Regions from separate parts of the Homo sapiens genome. Here region 2 is linked to region 1. Evidence: read pairs that join two places in POLR2A ChIA-PET (ENCODE). Cell type or tissue: MCF 10A. All regions are shown on one strand. Links, peaks and the distances in the headings refer to the core of each region. The heading gives the core; the rest is flanking DNA.

Evidence for each region. ChIA-PET counts read pairs that join two places held together with the same protein. Peaks named below come from ENCODE experiments on the same cell type or tissue, not always from the same donor. Only the 100,000 strongest peaks of a DNase experiment are listed, where the experiment ranks them.
Region 2: POLR2A ChIA-PET joins it to region 1 with 6 read pairs; 5 of 35 experiments call an interaction of 5 or more read pairs at or near these places.

Annotation. Positions count from the first base shown.
Region 1 is chr11:57,360,747-57,377,635 of GRCh38, reverse strand. It overlaps P2RX3 (purinergic receptor P2X 3), which reads right to left. Exons shown (of 12, transcript NM_002559.5): 9 at 9,534-9,627; 10 at 9,199-9,264; 11 at 8,198-8,275; 12 at 5,240-7,752. The coding sequence ends at 7,639. It overlaps PRG3 (proteoglycan 3, pro eosinophil major basic protein 2), which reads left to right. Exons shown (of 6, transcript NM_006093.4): 6 at 728-867. The coding sequence ends at 786. Among named protein-coding and RNA genes, the nearest start is that of PRG3, 12 kb to the left of the region's middle. RefSeq lists enhancers at 6,964-8,163, 12,236-12,737. In MCF 10A, for the core only: no CTCF peak of the experiment used is centred there; DNase peaks (open chromatin) are centred at 7,175 and 9,015.
Region 2 is chr11:57,464,153-57,472,152 of GRCh38, reverse strand. RTN4RL2 (reticulon 4 receptor like 2) reads right to left here. Exons shown (of 3, transcript NM_178570.3): 2 at 4,063-4,544. Among named protein-coding and RNA genes, the nearest start is that of RTN4RL2, 7.6 kb to the right of the region's middle. RefSeq lists a silencer at 3,302-3,751 and enhancers at 7,136-7,731, 7,781-8,000. In MCF 10A, for the core only: no CTCF peak of the experiment used is centred there; no DNase peak of the experiment used is centred there.

The sequences.
Region 1 (16,889 bases), core at 3,561-11,560:
AAACTCAGACCCTCCCGCTGACTGAAGAACAAAAGTCCTGTGTGTAAGGAGGGCTGAGACATAGGGAATCCTCAAAGCAAAACCAGGTGATAGGAGTTCTGGAGACAGGGGGGTGGGCTGGATGGTGTGTGTGTGGGAAAATTCTTTGCCTCCTTTGATATGAGGGCAATAAATTCGAACAACAGGTATGACCAATGAGAGTAGCGGAAGTGGATATAAGGCGTGGATGAGAGAAAAGGAAGGATGGGGGAATTAGGGATGGCTGAGAGACAAGATGCCCACCTCCAACAGCAGACATGGGCAGCAGCATGGGTGCCAGATGTGAGTTTAGTATAGTGGCTGAGACCATATGTGCTAGAGCAAGACTGCTGCAGTTCACATCCCAGTGCTGCCACTTGCCAACTGAGATACAGGCACGTTGTTTATCTCTACTAAGCCCCCGTTTCCTCATCTGTGAAATGGGGATGATGACAGCACCCACCTCTTGGAGTCATGGTAAGGATTAAATGCAATAGTCCACCTAAGTCCATCTAATGCAGTTAGCACACAGCCTAGCTAGCAGTAAGAGCTCAGCAAATGTGAGCCAGTAGGGATGTGGGGCAAGCACACAGCTGGCAGATGACGATGGCCATAGATGGGGACATAGGGGGCCCCTGAGGAGGGAAAGAGGTGAAGCCCAGGCCAGACCCCGCAGGGCGGTGGACTTCACTGTGCTCTGTGCTGCTAGGAGGTTATTGGCGACGAGCTCAATGCGACAAGCAACTGCCCTTCGTCTGCTCCTTCTAAGCCAGCGGCACGGAGACCCTGCCAGCAGCTCCCTCCCGTCCCCCAACCTCTCCTGCTCATAAATCCAGACTTCCCACAGCATTTCCTGACTCTCGTTTCTTTATTGCTCACTTTGGGGATTACTCCAGTTCGGAAAAATCCTGGAAGCATTCACTCTCGGGAAAGTGAGCCATGGCCGAGTAGGGCGGCCCGGTGGGGGCTGGCGGCGGCGCTGGGCGGCAGAGCGGGACCTGGGGCGGCCGGAAGGCCTCCCCGGGCGTGGGGTAGGGTTGGGAGGATGGGGACAGGGGTGTGGGTGGTGGGAGTAGAGGTGGTGGAGATGGTTTGGGAGTAGGGGTGGGAGTGGGAGGTGGGGGGATGGGAGTAGGGGTGGGGGGATGGGTTTAGGGATGGTGTGGTGCAGGTGAGGGGTTGGAAGTAGGGGTAGGGGTGGGAGGTGGGGGGATGGGAGTAGGGGTGGGAGTGGGGACGTGAGGGGTTAGGAGTAGGGGTGGGGGTGGGAGATGGGGGGATGGAAGTAGGGATGGGTGTGGTGCAGGTGAGGGGTTGGGATTAGGGTTAGGGGTGGGAGATGGGGGATGGGAGTAGGGATGGGTGTGATAGAGGTGAGGGGTTGGGAGTATGGGTAAGGATTGGGGAGTGGGGGGTGGGAGTAGAAGTGGTGGAGATGGTGGTGGGGATGGGAGTAGGGTTGGGTGTGATGGAGGGAGGGGTTGGGAGTATGGGTAAGGACTGGGGGAGTGGGGGATGGGAGCTCAGTTGGTGTGGGGTGCTTTGCTGGTCCTCTTGCTTTGTTTGGATTCAGTATGCGGTGCAGGGTGGGGTGGCTTTCCAAAATAAAGGTGATGGAGCTGTTTTAAGAGTTGGTGTGGAACACTGAGGTCCCACCTAGGGGACAACACGAGGAAGTGGGGAGAAAGCAGTCTTGTCTTGGGGCAGACTGCTCCTCTGGCCCTATGCCTTTCTGGCTTCTGGTAATGGCCCCCAATTTTATTTCCAGCCACCTCTGTGAGTCCCCAGCCTCCTCTGAGGCATGTTCCCCATCCATTCCCAGGAGGGTGGTGGTCCTCCCCTTCCTTCCTCCTGGCCTACCTCTGTAGAGGGGCCACATCCTTAGGAGGGAGCGACTTCTCCCCAGCAGGGCCCTGGGCACAAAGCCAGGGTGTCTGGTAGTTCCCATTCCCAGTTCTGCAGCCCCAGGCCTCTGTGTCTCTCCGTCCCCCACTTTCTCAGACCCTGGGGACATTGAGAGACATTATTGTTGTTGCTATTAACTTTGTCACAGATGAGGTACTGGGCTCCAGGAAGGATGTAGAGTTGATGAAGTAGGAAACTCAGAACTGAGACTGGGTATCAAGACGGTAGAGAGCCCTGGATTGTAGGGGGTGGAGGCAGTGGGGAGAGACAGACTTCTTGGGAGTGTGTTTCCACATGGGGCCCAGGGAGAATACAAAAGTATTTCTGTGTGTGCACATGTACATGTGTGCGTATATATCTTGGTGTGTACATGTGTCAGTGTTTGTGTACATGTGTATACCTGTATATGTGTGAATTTGTATATGTAAATGTGCATAAATCTGTGAGTCAGTATGAATTTGCATGTTGAGTATGCATATGTTTATATATCTCTGTGTATTTATGGATATGTCTGTCTGCGTACACCTGTGAATGCATATGTCTCCATAGCTTTGCAGCCTTATGTTCCCAAATCTCTCTGTGTATGCATATGTGTCTTCCTCTGTGTCTTTGACTGGTATGTATGTGGGTGGGTATATGTCTCAGTGTGTGTCTGAGCATAACTGCATACAGGACTATGTTTGTGTGTTTGTGTATATCTGTACCAGCATCTGATGGGATGTGGTTTCAGGAGCGAAAAGAACTTTTCCCAGATGTGCTGTGTTTCTAAGGGTGCTAAAGTTGAGGGGACAGGATCAGAGAGCCCTGGGGAAAGTGGGTGATGGAGAAAGCAGAGAGATGAGGCCCTTCAACATGGGCAGGCCTCTGGCAGCAGGAGAATGGGTGCTGTCATTGCCAGGGACTTTACCCATGCTGGGCCCCAGGGACTGTCTCTACATGAAAAGGCCTGTCCTCAGTAGAGGGGTCTGTCCAACTGCCATGGATGGAAATTGGGTCAGGCAGCTCCTAATCACAGCATGTCAAGTGGTCCTTCTCCCAAAGGGCATGGAAGGGGAGCTACCTGGGATTAGGGCCCCACACAGATCCACACACTACACACTACAATAGTCCCTTCTTTTTTTTTTTTTTTAACTTTTATTTTAGGTTCATGGGTACATGTGCAGGTTTGTTACACAGGTAAACTCATGTCACGGCGGTTTATTTGTTGTTCAGATTATTTCATCACCCAGGTACTAAGCCTACTACCCAATTTTTTTTTTTTTTTTTTTTTTTTTTTTTTTTTTTTTGAGACAGAGTCTCACTCTGTCGCCCAGGCTGGAGTGCAGTCGCACAATCTCGGCTCACTGCAAGCTCCGCCTACCTGGTTCACGCCATTCTCCTGCCTCAGCCTCCCGAGTAGCTGAGACTACAGGCACCCGCCACCACACCCGGCTAATTTTTTGTATTTTTAGTAGAGATGGGGTTTCACAGGATGGTCTCGATCTCCTGACCTCGTGATCCGCCCACCCTGGCCTCCCAAAGTGCTGGGATTACAGGCGTGAGCCACTGCTCCTGGCCTACCCAATATTTTTCTGCTCTTCCCCCTCCGCCTACCCTTCACCCTCAAGGAGACCCCAGTGTCTGTTGTTCCTTTCTTTGTGTTCATGAGTTCTCATCCTTTAGCTCCTACTTATAAGTGAAAACATGAAGTATTTGGTTTTCTGTTTCTGCTTTAGTTTGCTAAGGATAATGGTCTCTAGCTCCACCCATGTTCCCAAAAAAGACATGATCTTGTTCTTTTTATGACTGCATCGTATTCCACAGTGTATATGTACCACATTTTCTTTTTCTAATTTGTCATTGATGGGCATTTAGGCTTATTCCATGTCTTTGCTATTGTGAATAATGCTGCAATAAACATTCTCGTGCCTGTGTCTTCATGGTACAATGATTTATGTTCCTCTGAGGATACACCCAGTAATGGGATTGCTGGGTCCAGTGGTAGTTCTGTTCTTAGCTCTTTGAGGAATCGCCATGCTGCTTTCCACAATGGCTGAACTAATTTACGCCCCCACCAAGGGAGCACGTGTTCCCCTTTCTCCACAACCTCACCAGCATCTGTTATTTTTTGACTTTTTAGTAATAGCCATTCTGACTGGTGAGATGGTATCTCGTCGTAGTTTTGATTTGCATTTCTCTAATGATCAGTGATACTGAGCTTTTCTTTTTTATATGAATAAGCCCATTCTTTTTCTTTTTTTCCTATTGGAGAGTCATGCTTTAGAATAAGCCCACTTTTGATGCTATGCTTCTAGAAGAACAGTGTTGTCTGTCTGTGGGGGTGGGAAGGACAGGCGATAAAGGAAGTTCTGTGCACGTGGTCTGGGGATTGGGATTTCAGCTGAATGCCAAGCCCTTTGTATAACCTCTACTTATCTCCCTGATGGAGAACGAACTTTAGCCAAATCCAGTAGCCCAACATCCTGCCAGTCAAAACCAGGGGTAGAGGTAGGGAGGGGAAAGAAGAGGGGCTAAGACTCCTCCAGACTGAAGCTTACTTGAGGCAGACCAGGGTAGATAAGATGTCCCTCAAATCTCCAGCACGATCTAGCATTAGGCCTCAACGTCAATTCTTATATTTTCATTCCTTTGGCTGATTAAGGCCTTCCAGTCTTGAATAACCCCTGATTAAAAAGGAAATACTCTTGAGAGAAGAAATTCCCCAGAATGTTATCTATTAATACCCCTGGAAGGCTGATTGGCAGCTTGCTGAGAACAAGGTTTTGTGAGAAGGAACACAGAAGGGAAGGATGTGTGGAATTGTCAGTGGAAATGGTGGGAGTGGGGTGGGAGGGGGAGAAGAGAAGCTATTAAAATGGAGATAACGAAGCAGAGCCAGGGCCGTGCTCACTATTTTCTCTTCCTAGACACCCAAGAGGACTAGGACTTTCCCAGTATCCTTACAGTAAAGCTGGGCTCTGTAGCACGCTGCTGAATCCTGCCAATGGAAAGTGGCTGGAGGTGAAGTAAGCCCACTCCAGGCCTGATCTTCAGATTACCCCCTGTGATCCTCCAGTTTTCACTTTCCCTGTGACAGTGACCTGGGAGTCCAAGTGTCTCAGATGGCACAGCTACCAGATGGAGGGGGCTGTCTGACCTACTTTGCTGTATTAAACCTTGCGATTTTACTTGTCACTGCAGCAAAACCTGTATTACCTGAACGAACACACATAGGAAAAAAAGGTACTAACAAGTTTCTGGATTTTCCCCAGATAGAGCATAGAAGTCGTGATCTCAGACTCCAGAGTCATTAAGTTCTAGGTTCAAATCCCAGTTCTTCTATTTCAGTTTCTTTATTTTAGTATGCATCTGTTTCTTCTTCTGTAAAGTGGGGGTTGAGTTAGACAATCCCTGTCACTCATTTGGTCCATTGCCTGCCAATAGTAAGTAATCAGTGTTGGCTTTTATGTTGAATGATTAAAGAGGCAATGTAGTGTTAGGAATGGGCATAGGTTCCAGATCTCATTTCCACGTACTGTAAATTTCTTTTTCTATCAAATAGGATTAATGACAAACCATAGCGGACTCACCAGCGTTGGTGTGAGGGTCCATGTGATTATGTTGGTGATTGTGCTGAGTAAACCATAATGCAACAGAGACAAGGTAGCTGTTTTTATCACTACTGATATTAACCCTACATCTAGCACACAGAAGTGGTAACTTAGTTCAGATATGCGGAGGACAACCTCAGGCTCACACACACTTGCTGGCCGGCTCCAGAGGGGCGGAGGCACCTACAGGAGGACCACCTCCATCTGGGTAAAAGGGAGGGGTTGGGGGGGAGGGTCCCTTCAGGACACCACTGCCTCCATCTCCCCATTAGAGAGAATCCCTGTGACCCCAGCCTCCCAAGAGCTGAATTCCCCAGGGATGCCTGGGGGAGTCCCAGGTGGAGAATGTGGTGCTGCCTTCACTGATGTCTCTGCTGGAGAAGCATAGTCTGGTCAGATCTCCAGGCACTGCCCAATTCCCAAGGCTGACCCTGGGGAGATATGCCCCACCATCCTGGGCATGGGGCTGTGGGTTAGGGCAGAGTGAGGGAAGGGGTGTTGAGCTTTATGTGGGGTGGGTCTTACCCCTTCTCCCCCTGGAGCGGGGGGTCATTGGGCAAGGCCTTTGCAAGTACCCACCATTTGAGCCTCCTGAACTACTCCTGAAGCTGTCCCTTCCCCACTTCCTGTGCCGTGTGTTGAGGGGCCGCCCTCCATCTACAGTTGAGCTGGTGCAGCTAAGACCTCATGATCATGCCCACTCTGACTGCCAGATGCAGATTTATCATGAAGCTATTGAAACATTCTTTAGGCTCATTCACTTGCATGAGCCCCTTCTAATACCTAATTTTGTATTCTTTCTAAAGAGATGCCCCCAAATTGTATATGCTTAGGATTCACAAAACCTGGTTCTGCCCCAGAGCCCTGCCCTGGGGCAATTTCTGGGCCTCTCACTGTAGGAGAGGACAGAAAGGGGATAGAGGATGTCTGGGTCAATGGATCCAGCTTCCTGTTCTTGCCTCCTTCCCTGAAGGGCCAGGACATGTGGGTTCCTTTTTGGCCATGAACTGTGGCACTGAACCAGTCATTTTCCCTTTCTGGCCTCAGTTTGCTCATCTGTAAGCAAGAGGGTTAGATAAGATGGTTTAAAAGGCCCCTTTAGCTTCTAACCTTAGAAAATGGGGCACCTTATTAAGACCCTATGGGGACAGGCCTGGCCAACCCAGCTGAGCAGCTCACAAGGCACCAGGCCTTACTGGAGCATTTTCACTGTTGTTGTAAATGAGGACTGCTGAACTCCTGGAACAGGGTCCCAGCCTACGACAGGATCCCAGGTCCGGGAATCAAATCCCCAGAGTGAGGGGGCCCAGATGTGTGTGGGTGTGGGGTCCCAGAGAAGAACAAGAATGACCCCTTCCCTGGTTTGGGGAGAGAGCTATGGGGAGTGATGAGGAAAAATTCACTGACAGCCATGCCTTCTGTTTCCTTCTAAATTTGGGATGCACCCAAGTCAGAGATGGGGTCCCTCACCACTGTCTAACCAGTCTCCCTAAAATGCAAACTTTGTTGCTGGGAAAGGCATGGGGCTTACTCTTTATTAACCGAATCACCGTCAGGGTGGAGGCGGCTGAAGCAGCAGGGCTGATGGACCCTGGGAGTTCATTCTTCTCTCATGGGGTGTGGGCGATGGAGTTAGTCAGACGGACGTTCAAATCCCAGCTCTCTCACATCCTGGCTATCTGGCCTGGGGCAAATGACTCAGTCTCTCTGAGCCTTGGTTTATCTTCAAAACAAGGGAAACTAATATCTACCTCATAGGATTATTCTAAGGATTAAATGAGATAACGTGTGTGAAAGTGCCTGGCACTTGGTAGGCCCTTGTGGCCATCTGTCCTACATTATAATCTCTACTCTTTGGGAAGGGGATGGCTCAGGTGCTCCTGCCCCAGGGGTCCTAGGAAGCAGATGGGGCCAGGCAAGGAGTGAAGGTGAGATTGGGGTCTCAGCAGGGAGCACTGCCTGTCTGCTGGAGCAGTCGGAGGCCCAGACACTTGGGTCCCAGCTATGCTCATGGAATGAGCAGCAGAAATGAGAGCCCCTCTTCCCTCCCATGCCCCTTGCTCAGGCAGGGTCCTCTGTGGGGAGGCCTGGAGCCTTTGTGAGTGTGGGGCCCTGGAAAGAGGCCCTAGTGGCCTATGGAGAAGGCCCCCGAATCGGTGGACTGCTTCTCCGCTGTGGTCTGGTCGCTGGGGTACACTGGGTTGGTCAAAGCCGCGATTTTCAGCGTAGTCTCATTCACCTGCAGGCGAAAGAGCTGGTGTTGTCAAGTTCTGACTATGGGCAATGTCCTCTTTTGTGACCCCATTTGACAGACTCAGCAGTGGGCGCCCATGACCTAGTCATGAGGGGAGCCAGGACATCTGTGTGATCCCAAGGCCCCTCCCATGTACCCCGAGGGCAAACAGAAACCCCATTCATCCCATGGCCTCCCCTAGTCCTGCCCCAGAAATGGAGAGGGGAGGTGACGGGGTGGGGACCATGACAGAGATGACCCACAGAACCCCCAAGATTCTCTGCAGAGCCCAGTCTTGGCCAAGCCTTCCCTTGTCTGGACCCCAAATATTCATTGAGGCCTGGTGAACCCCCCTTCAGAAGGCCTCAGAAGGGGAGCCACTGAGAGTCCCTGCCCCTGCCTGCCCTGCCCCCTCTCCCTTTTATCCAAGGGTGCCCCTTCCCCAACTCACCTCCTCAAACTTCTTGGCTTTGTACTGGTCGGCCCCCTTGAGGAAGTTGAGCAGGATGATGTCACAGAGAACAGTTCCCTGGAGGAGGAGAGGCAGGGCGGGCTCCGAGGGGTGCCCTGGGTTGGGTGGGATCAGGGTGGCAGGAAGTGCTGGGCTCGGGCAGCACCCCCAAGCTGCCTAAACAGTGGGCAGGACATTTCACCCTTGCAACAAACTTTTGGGATAGTGCTATGGTTTGAATGTCCTCATCCAAACTCGTGCTGAAACTTAATCCCCAGCGTGGCAGTATTGACAAGTGGGGCCTTTAAGAGGTGATTGGACCCTGCGGGCTCTGCCCTCATGGATGGATTAATCCGTTCATGGATGCATGGATTAATGGATTAATGGGCTATCATGGGAGGGGAGCTGGTGGCTTTATAAGATGAGGAAGAGAGATCCGAGCTAGCATGTTAGCAGATTGCAGGCCAGGGTGGGGACCAGTCCTCCAGGGAGGACTGAATGATGTTCCCTCTTAGAAAAATGCCCAGGGACTTTGCAGGATGTTTCAGGGCTGCCTTCCCAGCTCCTAGGGGTGACCCAGACCACAGCTGCACAGAGAGAGGACTGCGTGGGGTGGAAGGGTGGAAGTCCCTGAAGGCAGGCTATGTGCCCACCATGCCACGTGGGCTCTGTTCCTCATTAAGGCATCTCAGGTCTGCAGAAACCCAGAGCCTCCTCCCCCAGCTATACGGTGAGAAACGGGAACTCTATAACAGGTGGAGTCTCCTGAAAACGGGAAGGCTGCTTCCGGAGGTAATGAGCTCTCCATGACTGGAGACGTTCCAGCCAGGGCTGACGCAGCAGGGTGGTGGCCAAGGAGACTGAAGCACCTAGCAAGTGGGGGTAGGGGTTTTACATTCCAGGCAGAGGCAGAGTTTTGCCGCCGTCACTCCCCTGCCTGCTGGTACCAGTCCGGGCCCCACTCTGACTGGCCCGTCAGAGCGTGGAGGGGCTGAACTCACCACTCCCACAGAAGTAAAGGCCGCCACAGAGCTGATGATGGTGGGGATGATGTTGAACTTGCCAGCCTGTGTGCACAAAGACCAAGGCAAGTGGGCAGAGGGCCCATGGGATGGGGGTGAGGCCCGAGGCTGCACGTGGCGCCAGAAGGGTTCTTGGTGGATCAGCAGATCCCTCCCCTTCACGGGACAGGTGAATTGATGGGAGAGTGACCCACTGAGGGTGTCAAAGCTGGCCAGCAGCAGACCCCTGCCCCCCAGAGGAGCTTTTTCAGAACCCGAGAGGTGGTCTGGGCTGCCTCCCCTGTCCACCCCATCTGCCTGGCCCATGGACTCACATTCCCGTATACCAGCACGTCGAAGCGGATGCCAAAAGCCTTCAGGAGGGTGCGGTACTCACTGCCATTTTCCATTTTGTAGTACTTGGCAAACCTGGAGGTCAGAGGCAGAGATGGGTCCCTCTGTGGGATCCTGTCTCTCCTGCCTGAACCTTCTGGGTCCTCCAGAGCCCTGTGTCTTGGCTCACTGAGCAACCCTTACTTACGGTTTGCTGAGACAACTGCCACGCTCCTCCCTGTGTGGTTAGCTGACCCCTCACACAAGCATCATCTTGGGGGCTTGTTATAAAAGCAGATTCCTGAGCTCCACCCTGAACCCACAGAATCAGCATCTCTGTGGGTGCAGCCCAAGAACTTGCCTTTTATTTATTTTTATATTTTTGAGACAGAGTCTCATTCTGTCGCCCACATTGCAGTGCAGTGGTGCGATCTTGGCTCACTGAAACCTCTGCCTTCTGGGTTCAAGTGATTCTCCTGCCTCAGCTTCCCGAGTAGCTGGGATTACAGGCACGCGCCACCATCCCTGGCTAATTTTTGTATTTTTAGTAGAGACAGGGTTTCACCATGTTGGCCAGTCTGGTCTCGAACTCCTGACCTCAAGTGATCCACCCGCCTCGGCCTCCAAAAGTGCTGGGATTATAGGGGTGAGCCACCGCGTCCGGCCAGAACTTGCCTTTTAAATAATTTCCATCAGTGATTCTGATGTGCTAGAAAGTTTGAGCCACTGCTAGACTCCAAGCTTCTTCAGTTCCATTTGTCTGGGTCTCCCAGAGCCCAGCTCACTCTGCTTATTTGGGCTCAAAGCCTGGCTCTGCCGCTTACTGACTGTGCAACGTTGGGCCAGTTACTTAACATCTCTGAGACTCAATTTCCTCATTTGTGGGTGGGAATACTATACAAAAGTCCTGCTTCATAAGGCTGCCATGAGCATTGAGTGAAACCACACACGTCAGGGGTGTAGACAGTGCCTGGAATACATTAAGCACTCAGGAAACCCATTGTTGTTGTTTACATTTATAGAGCAGTTTTGAAAGGTGCTTTCAGACTATTCGTCTCATTTCACCCTTGCAACAAACCTTTGGGATAGTGCTATGGTTTGAATGTCCTCATCCAAAACTCATGTCGAAACTTCATCCCCAATGTGGCAGTATTGACAGGTGGGGCCTTTAAGAGGCGATTGGACCCTGCGGGCTCTGCCCTCATGGATGGATTAATCCATTCATGGATTAATGGATTAATGGGCTATCATGGGAGGGGAACTGGTGGGTTTGTAAGAAGAGGAAGAGAGATCTGAGCTAGCACGTTAGCACACCCAGCCCCCTCTCCATGTGACACCCTGCGCCCGAGACTGCAGTCCCCACCAGTAGGAAGACTCACCAGATGCGTCTGGCTCCACAGCCTTGGACTTCTCAGCCTCTATACATGAAGAAATAAATTCCTTTTCTTTGTCAATTACCCAGATTCAGGTATTTTGTAGAAGCAACGGAAAGCGGACAATTATAGATAGGCATGTGATTGCTCTGTTTTTCAAATGAGGTTCTGAGAGGGTAAGGAGACTTGTCTGGGGTTACCCAGAGCTGGTGCTGAGTTCACCAGCTGGTGAGCTCAGCACTAGATTTGCCCAAGTCCAAGATTTTGACCCCTGCACCTTCTCTGCCTTGGCTTCTGGGTGCCATGAACCATGCCGGGGACTCAGGAAAATGATCCCATTTCATTCTCACCACAAACAGGGGTTAGTGTTCAACACAGAGACGTGAGTGTTCAGACCCCCATTTTGTAGATGCCTATGGTGGGGAGGAGATTTGCCTGTGGTTTCGCAGTTAGTGAAGTGCTGGATTTGGGATTCAAATCGCATCAGTCTTTCAGCTTCTAAAGCCAGTGCACTTCCTGCTGCGTGGCTCTGCTCATCACGGGCCAAACTCTAACATTAGGAAAGTGTCATCTCTTTGGGCTACTGTCCTACAGCTGTAAAATGGGTTCCTGATGCCAGTAACTTTGGAAAGTGGTGAGGATTAAGTGAAATCACAGGAGTGAAAGGGCCCAGAAAACTCCTTAGCCGTGTGGGGTCCACATTGTTCCCTCTCAGTGTCTCCAGTCCCCACAGATTCCCAGGCCTCTCCCACCAGGGGCCTGAGAAACTGATTCCCTGAAAGTGTTCAGTGATTGACGTGATGCTCCTGACAGGGATATTTGCATTTGAACCTGTACAACAGAGAGAAGGAAATGCTCAGCCCCAGTGAATCAGTCATTGAGGGATTACAGGCATGGGAGGAAGATAACTTGTGATGGGGAAGGAGAACGTATGCCACTATCTGCTCTGGCTGCCATCTGGCAGTGGGGCATTCTGGAATTAGGCAGAAATGAATCTAAATCCTGGCTCCCCCACTTGTTAATGTGGCCTCTGGTGTTCCTTAGCCTTCAGGGTGTCCATTTCCATGTCTATAAGCACAGGTGTGCTCATGCCCTGCTAGAAGGTCTGTTGGTGAGACAGGGTAAATGCGAACACCATTGAGATTCTTGTGTTAGAGATTCTGTCTGCTCCTCCACAGCCATTCTCTGTCCCTTCTGTGCCCAGCTCTGGGCCCTGAGAGCCTGATCTGCAAAGACCGCTTTGGCCTCCGTTTCCAGGTGGGTTCAGCCAATGGAAGGCGCTGAGAGGAGATCAGAGGGCAGGGAAAAAGAGAGGCCAGGGCACTGAGGTGGCTGGGCAGCCTCAGCTTTTGTTCAGGTTCTGGGAATTGCTCCTCCCCTCACTCCCGCCAGCCTAGGCGGTAGCAGCTTGGCCTCACTGCCAGCACAGAGGCCCTTCACTGGCCTGGTTAGTTCCCTTCCCTTTACCTGGAATGCACCTTTGTGTATAGTCTCTTTATTCAGTCACCCCTGTGAGACCACCCACTGTTTCCCCTCAGGTTACCTACCCTGACCACTCCCACTTTACAGAGGAGCAAGCTCAGTCCTAGAGAGCTTTATCTGGGTCAGGAGGGAGCACTGGAGAATGGGTGACACATTTTCTGTCTCTGCCTATGCGTGGGCACAAGCAGAGCTGGTGTGCCTGAGTGATGTACCTGTTGCTCGAGTAAGGCTGAGAACGACTCAGTGAAAAAAAGGTTTCCAGGGCAGCCTGACCTGGGAAGGTGTTTCCTTGTGGGCTGTGCAGCTGAGGGAGGGGCAGGGGAGGCAAGGGGATCCCAAGAAAGAGTAAGACCCAGAGTAAGAATGAGAGTGGACCTTGGAAGGCAGCAGAAAGAAGTGCAACCACTTATCCGGAAGAGGGCTTGGAGGTCAAGGAAAGAGGGGAGGGGCTAAACCAGCTTTAAAATGATGCTAAGTTCAAGTCTAGGTGGTGGAGGAAGACAGCCTCACAACCAAGGCAAAACAGAATGAATTCAAGGTGCAGCAAAAGGAGGATAATAGGATGGACACAAGAGAGGGCGTCATTTCTATAAAGATGACAGGGCCTAAGAACATAATTCTCCAAGGAGGACTCTCGGGATATTTTAAAGAAGTCTGCAAAAGAAGTATCTGGAATGGGCAGAAGGCTCCAGGAGGTCCTTATAGACCATCACTGTCTCCATGCCCACTGTTTATAGAGCACCAACAATATAGGAAGTTCCTTAATATAAGCATCTCCACTAATCTCATGAAGACTATACTGTTGTTGAGTCATTGTACAGATGAGGAGACAGGTGAGAAGATAACTTGCCAGAGCTGGGATTCTAATCCATACCGATGCCTCCAAAGTTCATGCTCATACCCCTTGAACCATCCTGCCTCTGAGCTCTTGGAGGCTGTTAAGGATAACGCAGCCCTTGTGCAAGATATCAAAGCCTTCTAAATACTGTGTCCTGTCTCACATCACTGGAGAATTTAAGGCCCTTGTCTCAGAGATGTGGTTCCTCATGCCCATGGGTAGTGGGCAGGGGTGAGAGGGTGGATCACAGAGGTTTGGGGCAGGGCAGAGGCTGGGCCTGTCATCCGGAAATCTTTACTGCTGGCCAAAGGCTGCAACCATGAAAACGGCTCTGACAGTGACATCAACTTGGAGAACAAAAAGTCGTATCCTGGGCACTGCCGTTCAAAGTGAGGGCTGGCTAAATTTATCCTGGGAAGGAATGTGAAGGGAACAGGGAGAAAAATCAAAGCGGACTTGGTTTTTCTCCAGCACCTGCCTTCCAAGAGGCAATAAGCATGGTAAGATCATTATCTCACCAACCACCCACCCTCTGAGGAGGGTTGGCAGGGACTGGTTCTCTTCCCGGGTGGAGGGAGGAGGAACAGAGCTCAGGGAGTGTGGGCCCAGGCTGCAGACAGAGGGGGTAACCCAGAAGTCCCAGCTTCTGCACTCTCCTGTGGCCGATGGGGATCACAGAATCTGCCCACCCCTGTGACAGAGACAGCTCATTGGTCACCAGGGTCTGGTTATCTCCTCTCTTTGCAGATGATTAGACCACATTTCCCAGTCCCCTGCATTTAGCTGGGGCCCCATGACTAGTTTTTGCTGATGAAATATGAATGGCCGTGAGGTTTGTTACCTCTGGACTGAGGTAGTTTAGAGCAGTGTACCTTCTATGTCTTCCCTTTCCTCACCTGATGGCCAGTTGCTCAGGAGTCAGGAGAGGACTCTGAGGCTCTAGAGAGACTGAGTCAAGATGGCAGGAGCCTAGATCCCTGAATGACTGCATGGCGCTCCCCACCCCCACTGGCCCACAGTGCACTGTGCCATAGGTAAGAAATCAACCTTCACATTAAGCCACTGAAATGAGGGGTTTGTTTGTTATAGCAACTAGCAATGCTAACCCTGACTGTTGCAAACTCTCAGAATTTCATGGCTGAGAGATGTAATTTGCCAAGGGACAAAGAAAGAGCTGAAGTTGGGGAGTTACTCAGGATTAGACAGAGGGCACAGTCCCATGATGCTATATCCCAGGAGTAAACCCTCTAAGGAGGCCCTAGGGGATCTGGGTGTGGTGCTATGGCTGTTGTGAATTAGCTTCTTGATCTTGGGAAGGTCATTCGACTTCTCTGAGCTTTTTACTTCAACTGAAAAATTGGAGGAAAAAGAGCTCTGAGGAGGATGAGTTGAGAGAGTGTCCATATATAGTCCGTGCTTAAAACACATCCCTTATCCTAGCATAAAGATAAAATGAAACAATATCTACATTTACTTTAATCATTACACTCTCCTGGCTCCTGTAGATAATGATATTAGTAATAATAACAGCCAACATCTACTGAGTACTCCTCTGTGACCCGACACTGTGCTAAGTGCTTATGCTTATTAGCTCATTTAATGCTCACAACCACCCCATTGCATTTAAGTACTGTTGCTATTCCCATGTCACAGCTGAGGAATCAAGATCAGAGAGGTGAAGCAACTTGTCTAAGGTCACAAAACCAACAGTGAGTGAAGCTGGGATTCGAACCCAGGCAGTCCAGCTGTCGGACCCACACTCTTAGCCAGCATTCTACACTGTTCTTTTGTTGCTTGATTTCTGTTGGGTCATAACTAATTTCGTTCTCCAGCTGGTGCATCTTTTTGCATTTGCTAGGTGGGTCTCCATACCCAGAGTCACTGGCTGGGAGCAGAACAGGAAGCCTGGGGGGCCATGCAGTGTCAGGACAGAAGGACCCTGTAGCCTCCTCATCTAAAAAGGGGAATGGCTCAGCTACATACACCATGCCCAAGCCTTGATTTTCCCCAAGTCCTCTGGTTCTTACCAGATCATTTTTATTTTTTTGGTTAGGATTGGGGTTGGTGAGAATGACAGGACCATTCGATACCTTGACTCCTCCCGACCTGGCCCAGTCCACCTGCCTTATCTGCAAGCTCTTCTCCCTGCCACACGCTCAAGTTCCAGCCACACCAGACTACCTGCCTTCCTGCATTTCCTGAACACATCCCACAGACACAGATGTCTATGCTTTTGCCCATGCTGTTCCTCTTGCCTCCCTTTTCCACCTTGCAGACTCCTATTCATCCATTAGAGCCCAGCTCAGATGACCTCTTGTTCTTTCAGCATTCAACAAACATTTGGAGCACACCTGCTCTGTGCCAGATACTGTTCTAGGTACTGCTGATACCTTGCCAAGCTCTGCTGTCATGAGAGGGAGAGAAATACTAATTAACCACACAAGCCCATAAGTAGCTAAAATCGGACATAAGGAAGGGTTGGGAAGGAGAGGAGTGCCATTCTATGAGCACAGTTAGATGTCTAACCTAGGCTGGGGGTTAGGCAAGGCTTCATGTGAAAGTGACCCTGAAACCGGCAATACCATTTAACCCAGCAATCCCCTTACTGGGTATATACCCAAAGGAATATAAATCATTCTATTATAAAGATACATGCATGCATGTTTATTGCAGCACTGTTCACAATAGCAAACACATGGAATCAACTCAAATGCCCATCAATGATAGACTGGATAAAGAAAATGTGGTATATATACCATGGAATACTATGCAGCCATGAAAAGGAATGAGATCATGATCTTTGCAGGGATATAGATGAAGCTGGAAGCCATCATCCTCAGCAAACTAACACAAGAACAGAAAACCAAACATTGCATGTTATCATTCATAAGTGGGAGCTGAACAATGAGAACACATGGATACAGGGAGGGGAACAACACACACTGGTGCCTGTTGGGGGTGCAGGGGGAAGGAGAGCATCAGGATAAATAGCTAATGCATGTGGGGCTTAATACCTAAGTGATGGGTTTATTGTGCGGCAAACTACCACGGCACACGTTTACCTACGTAACAAACCTGCACGTCCTGCACATGTATCCCAGAACTTAAACTTAAAAAAAAAAAAAGTGACCCTCAAGCTGGGGCTTGAAGGATGGAGAGTTAAAAGGGCAAGAAGGCCAGAGGCAGGGGCCGCTTTCCTGGCTGAGGGATCTGCAGGCCCTCTCACGGGAAAGAACGTGGTGTTTCTGAAGCAGCTGGAAGAGGGTTGGTGGGCTGGTGGGTAGAGGCAGATGGAAGTGGCAGCAGCTGGGTCCACACATCCCAGCTGGCAGCCAATTGTGTGCATCTCTTCCCAATTCCATGTTTAGTGACTTCACCTTGGTAGCTTGAAATTGACCATCCTGGAGTATTTACCTCACAGAAATCCAGCCAATGCTACAAACCAGGGGCATGAGCTGGGGTTGGGACATCCCCCAGGGCTGCCTTTTCTCTCTCCATTAGGATTCAGGCCTCTACTACAGTATCTGCCACACCAGACTATAGCTAATAATTTGGACTACGGACTATGAGCCATATCTCGCTGTTTCTTTTTCTTTCTTTTTTTCTTTTTTTTTTTGAGACAGAGTCTCGCTCTGTCACCAGGCTGGAGTACACAGTGGAGCGAT
Region 2 (8,000 bases), core at 1-8,000, 98 kb before region 1:
GGTGCGGTGGCTCACACCTGTAATCCAACACTTTGGGAGGCCAAGGTGGGCAGATCACCTGTGGTCAGGAGTTCAAGACCAGCCTGGCCGACATGGTGAAACCCCGTCTCTACTAAAAATACAAAAATTAGCCAGGCATGGTAGCACATGCCTGTAATCCCAGCTACTTGGGAGGCTGAGGCAGGAGAATCGCTTGAACCTGGGAGGCAGAGGTTGCAGTGAGCCGAGATCGTGCCACTGCACTCCAGCCTGAGCAAGAGAGCGAGACTTCGTCTCAAAAAAAAAAAAGAAAGAAAACAAGTGTCTTTATCATCTGGCTACACTTGAGTAGGGAATATGCTCTGGGAGAACAGGGCCACTGTTTCTGTTCTCTCCTGAATCCCTGGCACCTGGAACATTGCCTGGCATGTGGTAGATACTCAGTAAATATCTGTTGATGAATGAACTCACCTGGCACAGTGCCTGGCCCTTCCCCATTCTGAAAAGCTGTGGTCCTCTGGTGGAGTTTCCTCCAAAGCTCCCCTTTGGGGCAGGCCTGGCTCCATCTTGGGTCACACCTGCACCCTGCGGATCTCACCCCAGCCCATGTTTCCTCACCTGCCTGTGGCATCTCCCAGCCCAGCCCTACCAGGCAGTTCACAGGCAGAGGCTGTGTTTTCCATCTCCTCTATAAAAGGCCAGGTGTGAAGTTGCTTCCTTCCCATGATGCCTGGTACCATTCATGCCAGGGGCGTAGAGAACAAACACTTCCCATTTCAGAAGACCCCAATGTCCACCTGAGGTCCCCTCTGCCCAAGCCTTTGCTGACCTCAGGTCCTGATTGCTGTTGTTGGCCTGAGAGTCAATGGAGGATGGGGTCATAATAACATGATTTCTTCAGCACTGAACTATGGGCTTTTTTTTTTTTTTCCTTTTTTGAGACAGAGTCTTGCTCTGTCACCCAGGCTGGAGTATAGTAGCACGATCTCAGCTCACTGCAACCTCCACCTCCCAGGTTCAAGTGATTCTCCTGCCTTAGCCTCCCTAGTGGCTGGGATTACAGACACCTGCCACCCCGCCTGCCTAATTTTTGTATTTTTAGTAGAGACAGGGTTTCACCATATTGGCCAGGCTGGTCTCGAACTCCTGACTTCAAGTGATCCACCCACCTTGGCCTCCCGAAGTGCTGGGATTGCAGACATGGGCCACCACACCAGGCCTGAACTATGGGCTTTCTATACACTAACTCGTTTCCTATTTACAGCCATTCTTGGTGGAAGGTATTATTTTCATTATTCCCAGTTTGCAGATAAAGTAAGTGAGGTTCAGAGAGGGTTAGCAACCTGCTTAAAGTTAAATAAGTCAGAAAATAGTAGATCGGGGATTCAAGCTCAGGCCCTCTGACTCCAAATTCCTCCTAAATAACTAATATATATTGATAAGGAGATTTTGAAAGCATTAAATGCATGATCAATTTGTAGTAGTATTTGATCTCAGTATTAGTAGTAGTAGTAGTAGTAATTATTATTATAGTGCCCATATGTGCTAAATGCCTTACATTTTAATCCTTGTGCTAAATGCCTTACATTTTAATCCTTACAAAACTTCTTAAATAAGGATTATTATTGGCTGGGCATGGTGGCTCACACCTGTAATCCCAGCACTTTGGGAGGCCGAGGTGAGTGGATCACCTGAGGTCAGGAGTTCAAGACCAGCCTGGCCAACATGGTGAAACCCGTCTCTACTAAAAATACAAAAAATAGCTGGGTGTAGTGACACATGCCTGTAATCTTAGTTACTCAGGAGGCTGAGGCAGGAAAATCACTTGAGCCTGGGAGGCAGAGGTTGCAGTGAGCCGAGATCGCACTACTGCACTCCAGCCTGGGCGATAGAGTGGGACGTCGTCTCAAAAAAAAAAGATTATTATTAAGTACTATCCTGATTGCCATTTTAGAGATGAGGAAATGGAGACTGAGAGAGGTTAAGTAATTTGTCCAAAGTCATATATATAGGAGCCAGGATTTGAACCTAGGTCTTGCTGAGTCCAAACTGTGTGCTTTCAAAAATGAGCCTGCTCAATTGTACTCCAGAGTACTGTCCCCTTGTAGCCAGACCATGAGGTTCAAGCGCCAGCTCTTCCTGGGTGTGTGGCCTCAGGAACATTCATTCCATGTCCCTAGTGCCCCTAACTGTCCCTATCACCAGGTTGTTGTGAGGCTCAACATGATGGTGAGAAGACATAAGCCTCCGGTCACACCGACAATGGTTGAAAAGATTTATGATTGGAGGTGACTATATCTCTATAGGGTCTTCAGGGCCCCCAGCCTCAGCTTCTCCATTGTTAACAAGGAGGTGAAAATAATCTCCCAACTGGGCTGTAGAAATGAGATGAGGTGGCTGAGTGCACTTCATAAACTGTGAGGTGCAATTTCTGGGACTCACTCATGACCTTAGTATAATCCTTGAAGTTGACCCACATCTTCAGGATGGAGTCCAAGTTGGGCCACTTCACTGAAACCAATGTTAAATAAGGCTCGTTTCTTTTTTTAAAATAGTATTTTAACAAGCATTTATATAGCACTTACCGTATGCCAAGCACTATTCTAAGTGCTTTACAAATTATTCATGCATTTAATGCTTTCAAAATCCCTAGGAGATGGGTGCTCTTGCTACCCCATTGTACAGATGAGAAAACTGAGGTCTGAGGAGGTAAAAAAAAAAAATGTCACACGCTTGTAAATGGCAGAGTGGATACCTATAAAGTGCTTGGCACTGTGGCTGACCCTGTGTACCCACTAAGTGGTGGCGGCTACTGCTATTACTGTCACTATTTAGGCAACAATAAGAATAATATAAGACATATTTTTCCAATATACCGTGCATTTTACTTCTTTCCCTCCTCATGGGAATGGTATCTCTGTGAAGGCAGGGGGTTTGGTCTGTTCTGTTCACTACTGTATTCTTAGCATCTAGCTCGTAGTGGGTGCTCAGTATGTTTGTTAGGTTGTTATGGCTATTGTTATTATCATTAGCATCATCAGCACTGACCTGATTTTCCAACTAGCAGATTGATAACTAGTTAGGCACTAGCCCTGGATGAGGCAGAGGAAGCACGTTCCAGGTTCAAGTAGGGAGAGGGCAGAATTTGGATATTTTCACCCCCTTCCAGCCGGAGGCTCTGTAGCCAAGGGAAGATTTTCTCTCAGGGTGGTTTGGAGGGTGTGTTATTGCTTCCTGGGGAAATGGAGTGGGATGATTTGCGTGTCAAACAGTCAGCATAACAACAATAAACAATAATTAGATCAATAATAATAACAATGAATAACAATTACTGGTATTCCTTCCATTTTCAGAGCATCCATTCTCCAGCTGCATAACAGAGATTTACCCTTTTCTTTCTTCCCCTGCATTGAGATGACAGGTTTGGAAAATGGGAATCTAGAAGGGGTGTGGGCTTCTCCCGTCCCATTGCCCAGTGAATTGGAGAGAAGCGCAACTTTCTGTGGGATGCCAGTGGCTGTGGCTCTGCCTTCTCTCTCTACTTCACCGTGATGTGGGCAGACTTGAGGGTGGGTGAGAAAAACAGCTGCAAAGGCCTTTGGGCAGGGGACCCTGGGGGAAGGCAGAGTGCCCTGAAGGCAAACACGTGAGATCACAGAAAGAGACAGATACACACACGCAGACAGACATGGGGGTGTATGCGGAGTGGGTGTGTGAAGGGAGACAGACAGAAGAGGCAGAAGACAGATGGGGGAGGCAAGTTAGTGAGAGAGGCAGTGATGGATGGAAAGGGATAGACAGACAGACAGGCAGAGGCAGAGAGGTGAAGGTTGTGGAGTTAGAGGGAGAGAGAGAGAGAGGAACAGCAAGGGACCTAAACAGGTAGAGAGGCAGAAGGGAAAAAGTAAAGCCCCTGGAGAATGTAAGAGAGAAAAGAGACATAGACAGAGAGAAATGGAGATGCTGAGGCAGGAAGGGTGGCCTGGGGAGAGAGGAGGGACGCACGCCAGGGTCGGGGAGCAGAGGGGCCCACAGAGAGAGGAAACCAGAAAGGGGCTGAGGGTGGGGGCAGGGCAGGCTCACCTGTAGGTGGAGCAGGCTGTTCTCCTGGAGGTAGAGGTACTGCAGGCTGACCAGGCCTCGGAAGATGTTGCCGGGCAGGCTGCTGAGCTGGCAGCGGTACAAATGCAGCGACTGCAGCCGCTCCAGGCCCTGGAAGGTGTCGGGCTCCAGCGAGCGCAGGTGCCGGTTGTCACCGAGGTCCAGCTCCTCCAGGGCTTGCAAGTGGCGGAAAGTGCCCGGGTAGATGGTGGAGAGGTTGTTGGAGAAGAGCCACAGGGTGAGCAGGTTGGACCCAAAGGTGCCTGGCCGCAGCGTGCGGATGAGGTTGTTCTGCAGGAAGAGTCGCTGAGTGCTGGGTGGCAGGGACAGCGGCACAGAGGAGAAGTTGTTGGCCTGGCAGCTCACGGTGGGCGGGGATGAGTAGCAGGTGCAGAGCATGGGGCAGCTGGGGGCCGCCAGGGGCAGGGCCAGGAGCATCAGCAGGAGGCAGGCCGAGGCGGGAGCTGTGGGGAGGGGAAGCAGAACTTACTAGGTGGGCTTCCAGGGCAGGAGTGCCAGCTGGGGGCCAGCCCCCCAACTTGGTAAAAGGCCTAGACCCGGCTGAATATGGTGGCTCACACCTGTAATCCCAGCACTTTGGGAGGCCAAGGCAGGAGGATTGCTTGAGGCCAGGAGTTTGAGACTATCCTGGGCAACATAGGGAGATCCCTGTCTTTACAAGAAAAAAAAAAAAATTAGCCAGGCATGGTGGCATGTGCCTGTAGTCCCAACTACTTGGGAGGCTGAGGCAGGAGGATCGCTTGAACCCAGGAGTTTGAGGCTGTAGTGAGCAACGATCACACCCTTGCACTCCAGCCTGGGCAACACAACAAGACCCTGTTTCAGGGGAAAAAATAGAAAATAAAAATAAAGGCCTAGAGCCCTGGTGCTCCCATGTCTGGGGGCTCAGGGGACAACGTTATAGCCTCAAGTGGCCTGGCCACTTCCACTTTCTGAGGCTTCTCATATATTAAAAAATAATGCCAAAAGGCCATTGTAGAAAGCACTGCAAATTGGTTGAAGAATGATCATCTCTTCATTCCTGTTTTCACTATTGCATGTTTGACCTTGTCTAGAGATTAATGTCAAAAGACTAACGTCAGGGTTTCTCTGCCTCAGTATTGACAGTTGGGCCGGATAGTTCCTCGTTGTGGGGGCAGCCCTATATAAGGCATTTAGCAGCATCTCTGTCTTCTACCCACTAGATGCCAGCAGCACCCTGCCTCCAGTTGTGACAACCAAAATGTCTCCAGACATTGCCAAATGTCCCCTGGGGGGCAAAGTCACCCCATTGGAGAATGACTGGAAGTAACTTGGGACCCTTTGGAGATCTGAGGCCCGTGTGAAATGGACTCACTCTGGGGTCTGGTCTTGCCAGCCCACTGGTGCCCAGTGCCCTTACTTTCCTGTACTTTTCGCCCTTGCAGAGTCAGAGCCTCTTTGTGCCGGGAGGGGCCTTAAGGGTCGGGTCTCTAAGTGAGGCCACCAGCCAGTCCTAGGAACTATGCAGAATTCCTGGGGGGACAGCCTGGGAATCTGCATTTTACACCCCAGGCTCTCCTCATTCGCAGTTACTTAAAAACTTCTTTCTTTTTTTCTTTTGGAGACAGGGTCTTGCTCCATCGCCCAGGCTGGAGTGCAGTGGTACGATCACAGCTTATTGCAGCTTGGATCACTTGGGCTCAAGCAATCCTCCTGCCTCAGCTTCCTGAGGAGCTGGGACCACAGGCCCGTGCCACTGCACCCAGCTAATTTTTTAAAAATTTTTGGCCGGGCGCGGTGGCTCACGCCTGTAATCCCAGCACTTTGGGAGTCTGAGGCGGGTGGATCACGAGGTCAGGAGATCGAGACCATCCTGGCTAACACGGTGAAACCCCGTCTCTACTAAAAATACAAAAAAAAAATTTAGCCGGGCATGGTGGCGGGCGCCTGTAGTCCCAGCTACTTGGGAGGCTGAGACACGATAATGGTGTGAACCTGGGAGGCGGAGCTTGCAGTGAGCCGAGATCGCACCACTGCACTCCAGCCTGGGTGACACAGCGAGACTCTGTATCAAAAAAAAAAAAAAAAAAAAAAAAAAAATTGTAGGCATGGGGTCTTGCTATGTTGCTCAGTCTGGTCTCAAACTCCTGGCCTCAAACAATCCTCCCACCTTGGCCTCCCAAAGTGTTGGGATTTCAGGCATAAGCTACCGCATCCAGCCAAAGCTTTTTTTTTTTTTTCCCCCAAAGTAACTTTTGAAGGTTGGATATGATCCATCCTTATTATGATACTGATGGAAAAGCAGGCCCAGAGAGCCTGGGGGCTAGAGAGTGGAGTGCAGGTGTCTGTACTCATATTTTAATAGGGGTGCAGGGCCTCCCATCATCCCTGGCCTTTGCCGTCACTATAGCTGATAAAGTTCTAGGCCGGAACTAGCTTGACCTCTACACTTTCTTATGATTTCCAGGTGACTCCTGGGATTTTCTTCTGGCAGTTTTGCCTGGGGAAAAAGGGAGCCTGCACCCCCAAAGCCAGGCAGTCATTCCCTGGGCACACAGTGACTGAACACCTTCTGCTTCAAGCAACGTCCTAGGCTTTTGAAGGCAGAGGGGAGGAAGACTTGTTTCTGCACTCTGACATCCTGGGGCTCCTTGGGGTTCAGAGACCCTGGGAGAGACTGAGGGGTTGGTGATTTTGAGTGTGGGGTCTCCAAGGCTGCAAATTGCACTTGCTTAGTGGTGGTTTTGTGTGTGTTGTGTCACGCTCCTGAGGTTGCCGTGTGCGTGAATGTGTGTATGTATCTGTGATTTTGGGTAGTGGCGTGAGCCAGGTGCTCACCAAATGCAGTGCTGCTCAGCCAGGTGTGCACGCATGGGACTGACAGGCCCCGAGTGTGGCGCTGGCATCCCAGCTGCCCTGGTGTTCCTCCTCCAGAGGGGGGAGCACACAGGTGCGGGGTGGAAGATCCACACTCCCAGTGTGCTGCTCCTCGCTTTTGGGCCCCACCGTGAGTGTCCCCGGCCCCTCCTGGCGCTGCGTCGGTGCTGCGTCGGTGCGTGCTGGCTGTCCTCCGCGTGTGTGTGAGCGCCGGGCCCCGTGCGTGTGTAGGCTGGGTGTGATGTAATACTCAGTGACACAGCGGCTGCTGTTCCATTCGTTCACACCACCTCCGCGTTTCTCGGCCCTTCTCACCCCTCCCCCGTGCGGCGTTTCACGATTACTTTCTCCTCCCGAGTTTCTTAGACCCACGTGGGGTGGAGGAGCAATGTCTCTCACCCCTCATCTGAACCAGGCAGAGGTGGAGTGTGGAAGCACAGTGGGGACCCTGAGTGGGTTTCATGAGGGTTGAGGTTTGGGGCTTAGAACTGGAGATTTCAAAGCCGCAAAGGTCCCCTCGATTCCTCTGGTTCAAGCATCAGTTCTACTGAGGTGATGACTGGAGCTCAGAGAGAGCAAGCGACTTACCCAAGGTCACACAGCAAAGTGTTGGCAGGGAAAGGGCCAGAAAAGTCTCTTGATGCCCAGCCAGGGCACTTCCCTTCCTATCAGAGTCACCCTCTGATCTCCACTTCCCTAAGGACTTGACACCAAAAGAAGCCAAATCCTTCTCTGATCCCTTAATCCTACCCCTTATCCACAAGCTCACCAGAGTGTGAGCCCTGATGGCCGCTAGCCCCTGGAGGATTACAGAGCTTTCCCCCAGCCTCCGGACTGACCGCTGCCCCAGGAGAGACAGAGGGAAGGATGTGCAATCTCAGAGGCAAGGCCCATTCCCCTGGCATCAGGGTTCCTTCCGGCCTTGAGGGTAAACTCTGCAGGAGCTGGCAAGGGTGCCTACTCCTCTTTCTCTCCCTAGACTCTCCTGCTCCCCACCTGCCCACATTAGACTACTTCTCTTCTCTTTCCCCACTCTCCTTCCATCTTGTTCCCATGTCTCC